2 separate regions of the Mus musculus genome follow, and region 2 is linked to region 1. The links are chromatin loops, found by intact Hi-C in ENCODE. Cell type or tissue: left cerebral cortex. All regions are shown on one strand.

Evidence for each region. A loop is a pair of places that touch in the nucleus more often than their neighbours do. Peaks named below come from ENCODE experiments on the same cell type or tissue, not always from the same donor. Only the 100,000 strongest peaks of a DNase experiment are listed, where the experiment ranks them.
Region 2: it touches region 1 in a loop (4-fold over the local background); 2 of 42 quality-filtered maps call a loop at or near these places.

Annotation. Positions count from the first base shown.
Region 1 is chr2:156,578,557-156,583,556 of GRCm38, forward strand. No RefSeq gene overlaps it. Among named protein-coding and RNA genes, the nearest start is that of Gm14169, 32 kb to the right of the region's middle. In left cerebral cortex, a CTCF peak has its summit at 2,943; DNase peaks (open chromatin) are centred at 1,618, 2,347, 2,849, 4,535 and 1 more place; H3K27ac peaks cover 2,014 bases.
Region 2 is chr2:156,663,125-156,668,124 of GRCm38, forward strand. It overlaps Dlgap4 (DLG associated protein 4), which reads left to right. Exons shown (of 13, transcript NM_146128.6): 2 at 1,675-1,859. Among named protein-coding and RNA genes, the nearest start is that of Gm52566, 12 kb to the left of the region's middle. In left cerebral cortex, no CTCF peak of the experiment used is centred here; DNase peaks (open chromatin) are centred at 218, 673, 1,452, 1,984 and 3 more places; H3K27ac peaks cover 3,026 bases.

The DNA.
Region 1 (5,000 bases):
AACCCAGAGTTGCCACAGGCTACACCCAAAGCCACTGAGCACATTCGTTCCAGGCCAGAGTCCAAGCTGTCCCCATCCAGAGTGTGTTTGCTGCTACCGGGCTAGAGCCAAAACCTTTGAGAGGCTGCCCCATGTACAAGGTCCTCGGGCTCAACCAGACTCCCCCAAGCTGGGAACTTCTGTTTTCCCTCAGAAGCTGCAGCCCCAGAAGCTGTAAGGCTGAACCTGCACAATCCAGGGCCTCCTTGCAGCATCCCTATACTGGAAAGGTTTCTCTGCAAAACAGGAGCATTGGCTCGACCTCTGACTCCCATCAACCTCTGCTCCTGAGAACTACATGTATCCATTCCTTAGGAGCAGGAGACCCTAGTAGCTCTTCAGGGTGCTGGGCAGCCAGGATCTCTGAACCAGGTTGCCCTGAGCTATGGCAACAGCCCTGAGTTGGCTCAGTACTGGGGGCTGGGGGCGTGTGGGGTGAGGATCTGTGCTTGCTTCATTTCTGATCCATGGCCATCAGATCTGTTCCCAGCAGCAGAGAGGACAATTGGCTAATGGTTGGCTGAATAATATCCCAGCAGCCCCTTTAGTCAGACTCCCGTGGATGCCAAACTCTTAGCATAGGCCATCCGTCATTCCAATAGCAGCCCTGTGCTGTAGAGGGACCCATGCCCTCCCCATCACCTCCTTACCTGCCTGTGTATCCTGTTTTCCCTATGTCTCCGGAGCCCAAGGTTGCCCTCTGGTTTGAGCCAGTCCCAGGCAGGACAGCCAAATCTAGGCTTTGCCAGCATCTGTGACCTACCCAGCTTGGAGTCGGGTCCCTAGTAGAATGGTCCTTTATCAGCCTTCCCCAGCTTAGTATGTCTGATACTTAACCTCCCTTAGAAGTCAAGGTTTAGCTCTGAGGGCTTCAAAGAGCAGGTGGAGATGTGGGGTAAAGCCACGGGAGTCTGCCTTAGGCAGAGTAAACCCAGGCTCTCCCAGTAGATGAGCTCTCAGGTATATGTACGGTAAGCCAGAGCCTAGTGAACTTACAGACATTTACTAGAAAAGCAACCTTGCTTAACTAGTTGGAGGTTGGTTTCCAGTTTTTATATCACAAGCCTTTCTAGAACTTTCTCCCCAAGCTACTCTCAACCACAGTATTAGCAGACCCCAGAGGAGGGGGAATGCCCAGAGGCTGAAAGCCAGCTGTGTGATAACCCAGTAGGCTTTGGACCAGGGACCCAAGAACCAAGTTTCCTTTTTCAGAGGCTTCAGTAGTTCTCCATGGACCAAGACCTAATCCAGCCTAAGAGCTTCCTACAACCAACCTGGGTGGAGGAGGATCCAGCCCTGAGCTGGGAGGGGGGACGCGGGGCGCGCAGCACAAGACAGCTGTGGGGACTGGAGGTTAGCTCACCCAGTGCAGGGCCCTGGGACCTTGAAGGCCCACACAACTAACACAAGAGCAAGGGAAGAGTCGCAAGGGAGCACAGCTTTCTACACCATTTCTTCTTGCAGGTTCCCTGGCACAGCCTCCATCTGCCTCCCTCGACTGCTTCAGAGAGACACCCCAGAACTCATAGGCAGACCCAGGCGGCACCACATCCAAGCCCCACACAGACAGGCACACACCTCCCGGAGCCACACACCTTGTTCTGGGGACCCCTTTCATGGAATGACTACCCCCTCTTCCCACGGCCGTCCCTGCCCATGGCTTGCTAGGACCTGGGGACTGACAGCAAAGCTCGGAGCCCCCTGGAGCATCGTGCCTGGCCCAAGGTTTGGCTCTATCACGTGGAAGCTTGGCACCTGTTACACCTCTGAGACCCTCTGCCCTTCTGGAAGGCAACCATAAACGTTTCCTTAGAGCCCCTGCTCCTCAGTAAACAGATGGTGGGGCCCAGCATGGTGAGCTGGTGGCTTGTCACTTTTGTGTCTACTTTGAGAAGCTGCCTGAAGCCTGAACTTTCCAGGGAAGGGGAGAGGTTGGGGTTCCATGTCTTGACTGGGAAGGACAGTCCTAAACCCCTGATGAAGACAAGGCTCAGCTAGAGGTAGTCTTTGACTATTTGGCAGATTGGTTTATTTTCCTTGGCTGGAATTCACAAATTAGCCGAGGAGGGCCTTGAACTTCACGGGCAGACACCAACTATACCTAGTTTAATTGGTTTGTTTGGAGACAGAGACTCAATAAGGTAAGACTAGGCTGGTCTCAATTTTTTGTGTGCTCCTGTCTTAACCTCCCAAGTGCTGGGGTTTACAGGCTGCATCGGGGCCAGCTCAGACAGCTCAGACAGCTCAGACGGGCACAGGGAGCAGCTGCTTCGCCAGGGATGGCTCCAAATCCTAGCAATTTAATGTCAGAGCATTCTCCAGCCACAGTGTACCAAACCCTGAAGCTCGCGCCAGCATACTGTACACTAAGACCTCCAAGCACAAACCTCAGAATCTCAAGGCTGTGCAGAGGCCTTGGAGACATCTGGTCCAGTCACCTTTCCAAGATGGTCCTAGAAGCCAAGGGGCCTCCAGATGGGAACAGAACTTGGAATCCATTCCAGTTCCATTTGAGAGAAGAGGAAAATGAGATTCAGAGAGGGTGAGTGAGTGGTGCAAGGTTGCACAGCAAGTCGAATGAAGCACTGAGGGTCTTGGTCTCACAGGCTTAGACACAGCCTCTCTCTAGAGGCCCAGAGGAAGTGTGGGAGATGGGAGAGGAAGTGTTTAGGCTAAAACAAGGACTTTCTGGAGAGCTGTTTTTGAAAAAAAATCAAACCCTGGGAAAGCAGTGGCTTCCCTTGTTTTCTGCCCGCCTTCCTGGGCACTCACTGCAGCTCTTCACGGCCTCCAGCTCTGTTCGCAAGCTGCTTCCAGCCACCCACGGGCTTCCTAAAAACGGTCTCTGCAAGCTAATTCCAGAGGGTGAATGGCAGAGAGTGCCCGCGGGGAGGGGCGCTGCCTCAGCTGGAGCAGGCGCAGGCGCAGGGCACAGGGCACCACCACAGCAGCCCTGACCCCCCCTCCCTCCCCAAAGGCTCCAGCCTCCCCCAGCCTGGAGGAGTACAGGTCCTGCCTTTGTTGTCCAAGGTCTGACCTCTTAGTGTAGGTTCTTTTTCTTCTTAAAAATAACTTATGAAATTTTGTTTTAAGACATTCTTATGGTAAAATAAACAGGAAGGCAAAAAGAAAAAAAAAAAAAAACTCCTGTAAGTGAGCTGAATGAATCGGCATCTGAGCATCTCCAGGCTCAGGACCAAGCACATATAGAGATGGGCGGACTCCGTACATGATGTTCTAATGCCTGCTTTCCCTTGTAGTCATGCATCGTTCCTGGTCAACAATTGCAGTTCTTCATCGTGGCTTTCAGGGACTGTGTGGCATCTGGCATGTGACTATGCCACTCTGTTCAACCAATCTGTAGCACTGGAAATTGCAGTGTATGTCCTAAATCTTTGCTTAGGACAATTTCTTGGAATTTGAATTATGGGTCAGAGGGCCCTTGTCCCCAGTGTGTGTGTGTGTGTGTGTGTGTGTGTGTGGTCCTGTGTAGTGTGTACCCGTGTGTGCAGTTGTGCATGCAGAGGACACGGGGCATTCTGCTCTCTATGCGCCACCTTAGGCTCTTAGACAAGGTCTCATACTTACTGTGGAGCCAGCAAGCCCCAGTGATCTTCTCTCTGCCCCCACCCTCCAAAGCAAGAGAATTCATCATATTCCCAGCCCCGGGTTTCTATTTAAAAACACATAATTCTATTACTTTCCTTTCTGTGATGGCCATAGAATAATTATGTAATAAAGAAACATCAGCCAGGTTCTGTAAGTCCCATCTACTTGAGAGACTGAGGCAGGAGGATTATTTAAGCCCAGGAGTTCAACCAGAGGTTAAAAAAAAACATATCGAGACCCTGTCTCAAAAGGAAAAAAAATAGAAAATAGATAAGGAAAAACCCATATATTTCACCAAATCTTTTTTTTTAATTTAATTTTTTTTTTTTGAGACAGGGTTTCTCTGTATAGCCTTGGCTGTCCTGGATCTCACTCTGTAGACCAGGCTGGCCTCGAACTCAGAAATCTACCTGCCTCTGCCTCCCGAGTGCTGGGATTAAAGGCGTGCACCACCACACCTGGCAATTTTATTTTATTTTATTTTATTTTATTTTATTTTATTTTATTTTATTTTATTTTATTGAGACAGGGTTTCTCTGTGTAGCTCTGGCTATCCTGGAACTTGCTGTGTAGACCAGGCTGGCCTGGAACTCAGAGATTTCCCTGCCTCTGCCTACAGAGTGCTGGGATTAAAGGTGTGCAATACCACTACCACCAGGCTCATTTCTCCAAACTTAATACCAAGATGTGGTTAATTATTCTGCTGTGATGTACCCAAGGGTATGGGAGTGGGCATGGGTGTGTGTGTGTGTGTGTGTGTGTGCATGTGTGCATGTGTGCGCGTGGGCGTGTGTATGTATGCAGGCTCATGTAGCAGGACTGCACTATGCAGGCTTCATAAGACTTTGACTATGAATGTGCTACGTGCCAGTAGGTCGGCACTCCCGGCAGTACCTTATCAGTTGCAGTGTTGTGGGGTGTGTTTACCCTGGCGTAACCACTCTCCTTGTTGGGAACTAGATTTCTCATTTTGCACAAGTATAAATAGCTCGTGAATGAAAGTGGTTGGAGAAGCATCTCTGTTTCTCGCTCACTCCTCTCCGTAGGCTCTGTGCCCCTGACACACTGGATTAAGGAACTTTTCTACAGATGACCTTCCCTGAGGTCTGCCAGAAGTGTCTGTGACAGCATTGGAACTGAGAGAGCAAGGCTTCTGGCAGCTGTCACCACACACAGTCTCTCTCTGGCTCTCTCCCTTCACAGGTTCCCTGAGCCACCCTCCATTCTTGCCCTGAGCAGCAGGGCTCAGGGCAGCCCCAGCGCCAATGACTGTACACAGGTATATAGACAAAGAGGCCAAACAGTGCCAGACGCTGGCTAGAGACAGGCCCTGTGTTAACCAGACTTTGGCA
Region 2 (5,000 bases), 85 kb after region 1:
TATGTAGATGGTCTGTGTTGAAAGCCCAAGACTTAAATAGTGTTACACCAGCAGGGGCCGAGGGCCTACTACCCACCTTAGAGAAGAGAAAATGAGTGGTGGGGGACTTACAGCCTTCCCTCAGCAGGCGAACTTGGGGACTTCAAGGGGCCTTAGAGCCCTCCAAGTCAGGATGCTTGCCTCTGCTGTTGCCTCTCCCTTCAGCCATATGCCGGGTGAATTTGGCTCCAAGTGATAAGTTGGTAGGAACGGCATCTTCCCAAGCTGTCGCACTGAGTGTGTGGTGGATTTCTACACCCCACGATGCACACAGAGGTCTTCCAGGCACACGTCTGAGTGTGTGTCCATCCACTGAAAATGAGTCCCATGCCATCTTTCCTACTACCAGAGCCTTTGCTGGTCCTGCGTGTTTTTCTTGACGGGGGACACGCTTCCTCAGGGAGATGGGCTGCGTTGTCCTAGAACCAGAGGTCAGGGTTAAAGCTGCTGCCTGGGAGCAGAGATCAAAGGCGTGCCAGGGCTGAGGAGGTTTGGGGACACCCACATCAGGAGTCTTCCTCCTGCCCTGCCATCCTGTGTGCCTCAATTTCTTACTTTGAAAAGGAAGGAAAGTCTGTTGCACACATGACAGTGTGGAAGCTGGTGTGTGGGAGGTACCGTTTCTGGGCAGACCCCGGGGGACAGTGTGAGACCTCGGGGGACAGTGTGGGAGAGTATCCTCAGGCCTGGGATAACAGATGAAGCCGGTGAGCCTCCCAACTCAGCGCACCCTTTCCTGCTTCTTCCTGCGGTGAACTGGTCCCTGTGTCTCTTCCCAGGACTTTGTGAAGGGGCTAAGTTCACACCCTAGCCTAGCTGCTCAGATTCTGACCCTCATGCCAATGATGCCTTGGTTTCTCAGTCTCAGTTTTGTGGCCTGTAGGATGGGAGGGCAGAGGGGGATCCTCTGAGGCCTCTGGGTCAGCTAGCTGCCTTCTGGGTAGGTGTGCAGCAGAGAGTCTACTTCCCATTGACCAGGCAGAGTGGCTCGGGGAACAGACACTGCTCAGGCAAGGGACTGGAGATGCCGGGCATCCCTCTGCTCTCCCAGGGAGTCACTCAGGATGCAGGGACAGGAAGGGAACACCTCCCAGGGTGTTCCCCAAGGCAGTACCTTCTGCCAGCATCCTTCCTGCATCATCTTCTCAGACCTCCTAGCAGGTTCTAGAAGAGTATTCTTAACAAGAAGAGAAACTGAGACTCAGAAAGAGGGAACCACCTATCCATTATCTGAAATGAATGAGAGGCCAGGCTGAGATCTGAACTCCCAGTTGTGTGACTTTGGCTCCTCTCTCGACTTCCCTCCTGAAGTGGAAAAGAGGGAGGGGCAAGAGGGAGGAGCAAGCTGAGGAAGGGCTGGGGAACTGCAGCTTCCCCCACTGCTGGCTGCTGCAGGGATTCTGTGGGTGGTGGGAAAGGCATTGTAAATATACATGACATGCAAATCTACCTCTAAAAACAACGTAGGCCTCCCATGAGCTGGGGGTGCCAGGGTTCTCTGGAAAATACAGCGTTGCACAAACACTTGGGTTTCTATGACAACTATGCCGACTTGCCCCCTCCCTGGGGCTAGTTTGAAGGTCTCAAGGTGTGGCACTCATCTCTGGCTAATCAATGTTCCTCTTGTGTCTGCAGACACGGGTGCCGCCTGCCTTCTGCTTGGAGCCTGGTGACCCCCCTGTGTGACCAGGGCCCAACCCAGACCTCTGATGGAGTGCTGGAGGGATGTGTGTGGCAGTCCTCAGTCCCACTCCCGCTTCTGAGGTGTCATCTGCAGCAGACTTCCCGGCTACCTTTCTCCCTGTGCACGTGGCTCCTTGGTAAGTATAGCCACAGGCCTGAGCATCTCACCTTCCACTGTGCTTGCCTGTTTTGGGAAATGCCCAGCCCTCCCACTGCCAGCACCCACAAGCTGGCAGAGGGACCTCTACAAGAGTGATCCTGTCTGGGCACAATTACAGTTTAACCAGCTGGGTATACCCCCATCCTCCCGACAGCTCTGGAGGTGGGCCTGGTGAGATGCCTGTTTCCCAGGGCACTGCCCCAGTGGGGGAAAGCCCTTGCTGAGGATGGACGTCGGCAAACCCAGCACTGTACATTCCAAATGCCACACCCAGGGCTGGGGCAGGTGCCCAGCACAGGCTTGGGAGGAGGAGGGAGCTTGCTGCCGGCTGTGGCGTGACGGGGCCCACAAGAACACGTTCTTACTCCTCCTGCTCCACCTGCCTAAACTCACACAATGAGGTGCCAGGCTCAGCCTTATCTCTGACTGTCCTTCCACACCCACACTATCTTCACAAAGCCTGGTTCCTCCGTCATCCTTCCCACAGAGCAGGGACAGCCACCTCAGGCCCACATGGTGCCAACCACAGCGCCTGGCTCATTTATCTCCCTGTTCTCACACAGTCTCCCCTACCCCAAGGTTCTGTTGGTGTGACATGTCTAGTTCACACGTGAGGTAACCCAAGGGTCCCCCAGACACGGTTCAGTCTGGGTTGAAGGTCTGCCTTCTTGAGTGCCCTCCGTTTCCCAGAGTCATGGAAAAGGGTGGAAGATGTGGGAATCCCTCATGAGGACCCAGGAACTCATCAGCCTTCTGGGGTCCCAGGGAGCTGCTCTAGTATCCCTCAGCATGGTGCCAACCCCTTTGCTTCCAACTCTACCACCTGCCAACAGCTGCCAGCTTCCTTGATGAGATGCTCATAAGAACGAAAAGACTGGTAAATATGCATAATATGCAAATATCGAGGATAATATAAAAACCCGAGAAGTTCACTGTCAATAATGGATGTCTTTGAGAACTACACGCTGCACACTTGTGCGGTGCCAGCCTTATTGTTAGTAACTGTGAAAGGGCCCCCATTAATTACTACCCACCCCCAACCCGGTTCCCCCGGCCTGGCCCCGGGGTCTGCTGTGGCAACCAGAGACACCTGTTGCGTTTGGCTGAGAAGCTATCACCACAGAATCGATGAGGACATGGTGGTCTGATAGCAGGGGGGCGGGGGGGGGGGGCTTCAGCAAACATGCTGGGTTTGCCCAAGGCAGGCTGGGGTCTCCCTGAGGACAGCATGTGAGTCTCAGGGCCAGCCTGTGAGGCAGTGGGTATTTCTTGAGCAGTTACTACGTGTCTGGCATTTGGTGAATGCCTGGCACGATTCCGCATCTCATTTCAACTCCCCAAGGCTCACAGAGGGCTTAGCCTCTCCTGCTGATGAGCACTGCTCTGAGGCCTCCTCCGCCCTAGGGCAGATCTGGAGGCACAGCTGCCATCGCTCACAGCCCCCTTGTGTGTGGCCCAGTGACGGAGAAGGGATTCCTTGGCACTGGCAGGGAGCAGCCGTCAGGATCACGTGGAAAGATGGAGGCCGGGGTGGCGCGAGGGAGGTGTTACTGTTGCGATTTTGCTAACAAGCTGGTTATTTAAGGAACTGGGAAGCTCTGAGGGAGCCTCTGTGCCTGGGCAGAGGCGGCTGGGAGGACAGGGTCCCCAGGGAATTGAGGTCAGGGGAGCCAGCCACAAGCACTGATCAATAGATTGATTGAGTCTTGTTCACTTACTGACAATAGTAACAGCATCACGAAAGCCTGGGGAAAAAAAATCCACTGTGTCAGAGAGGACCTGTGAGCTGGGAGATGCAGGGGCCTGTAGGGCAGCAGAGCTCTGTTTGCTGGCCTGGGGGGTGGGGCACAGCCTTGGCTACTGGTCACTTAGCACACTGGACTTTTTGTCTTGTGAATGTTCCTCGTGGTAGTAGTGTATGTCACAGTAAATGACACCCCCCCAAAATAAAATCCAGCTCTAACAATAACAGCTACCATTTATTTATTAATTATCAGGCTCCTTACTAAGAAGTTTCCTGTTGTACATACGTACGTATGTACATACATATGTATGTATGTATATATGTATGTATTTTATTTATTTACTTATTTGAGGCAGGATCTCTTTATATATACTTCAGCCTGACCTAGTACACACTATGTAAACCAGACCAGCCTGAAACTCAAAAGATCCTCTTGCCTCTGCCTCCCAGGTGCTGGGATTACAGTCATGCGCCATCATCCTACCTGGCTTATTTATTTAATTTTTCTAGATGGAATCCAGAAGCGTATATGTGGTGGGCAGGCGCACTACCACCCCAGCCTGCCATTTAGCTTTTTTTTTTTTTTTTCATTGCATCAAATCTTCACAGATTTTATTTTACTCCTTGTAGGGAAGGGGCAAGCCAGGCTTACAAGGCAAAGCTCTTTGACATATGCTTAGAGGTAAGGCGAGAAACCAGACAGGAACTCAAGCCTCCAGCACAGCGAGGGGCTTAGGAGCTATGCCAGCCAGAAGGTCAGGAGCCCTCTGTCTGACTCTGCTGCGTCTGTCATGCCTCTTGCGTGTTTGAGGTGTGAGAAGCTAAGCAAGTATCATGGCATGGGCAGCTATGAGGGCTAGGACCCTGACAAGGGCCAGTGTGGGGCATTGGCTCACTTAACAAATGCTCCACACAGGAGCAAGGCATTGCAAAGGGACAGCTGGGGAGGGGCAGCAGAGGACTCGGAGCTCATTCAAAGTAAAAAGAGGTCATGCAGAGGAAGCAGGTCTCTAGCCCAGTGCTTCTCAGCCTTACTAATGCTGCGACCCTTTAATACAGGTCCACATGTTGTGATGACCCCAGCCATAAAACTATTGCACTGCTATGGCATAACTGTAATTTTGTTACTGTTACAAATCATAATGTAAATATAATAGACAGGTTATATGATATGTGACCCCCACCCCCTAAGAGGGATTTCAACCCACAGGTTGAGAACCACCACTCCAAACTCACTTCCTGCAGGCCTACTATATATTGAACCTATCATCTCGTCAAGCGCAGAACGGTCCTATGGAATTAGCTGGGCACCTGATGGGCCTGAAGTCTGGAGAAGAGACTAGGGTAAGACTCCACAGTCTCTGTTGGTGAAGT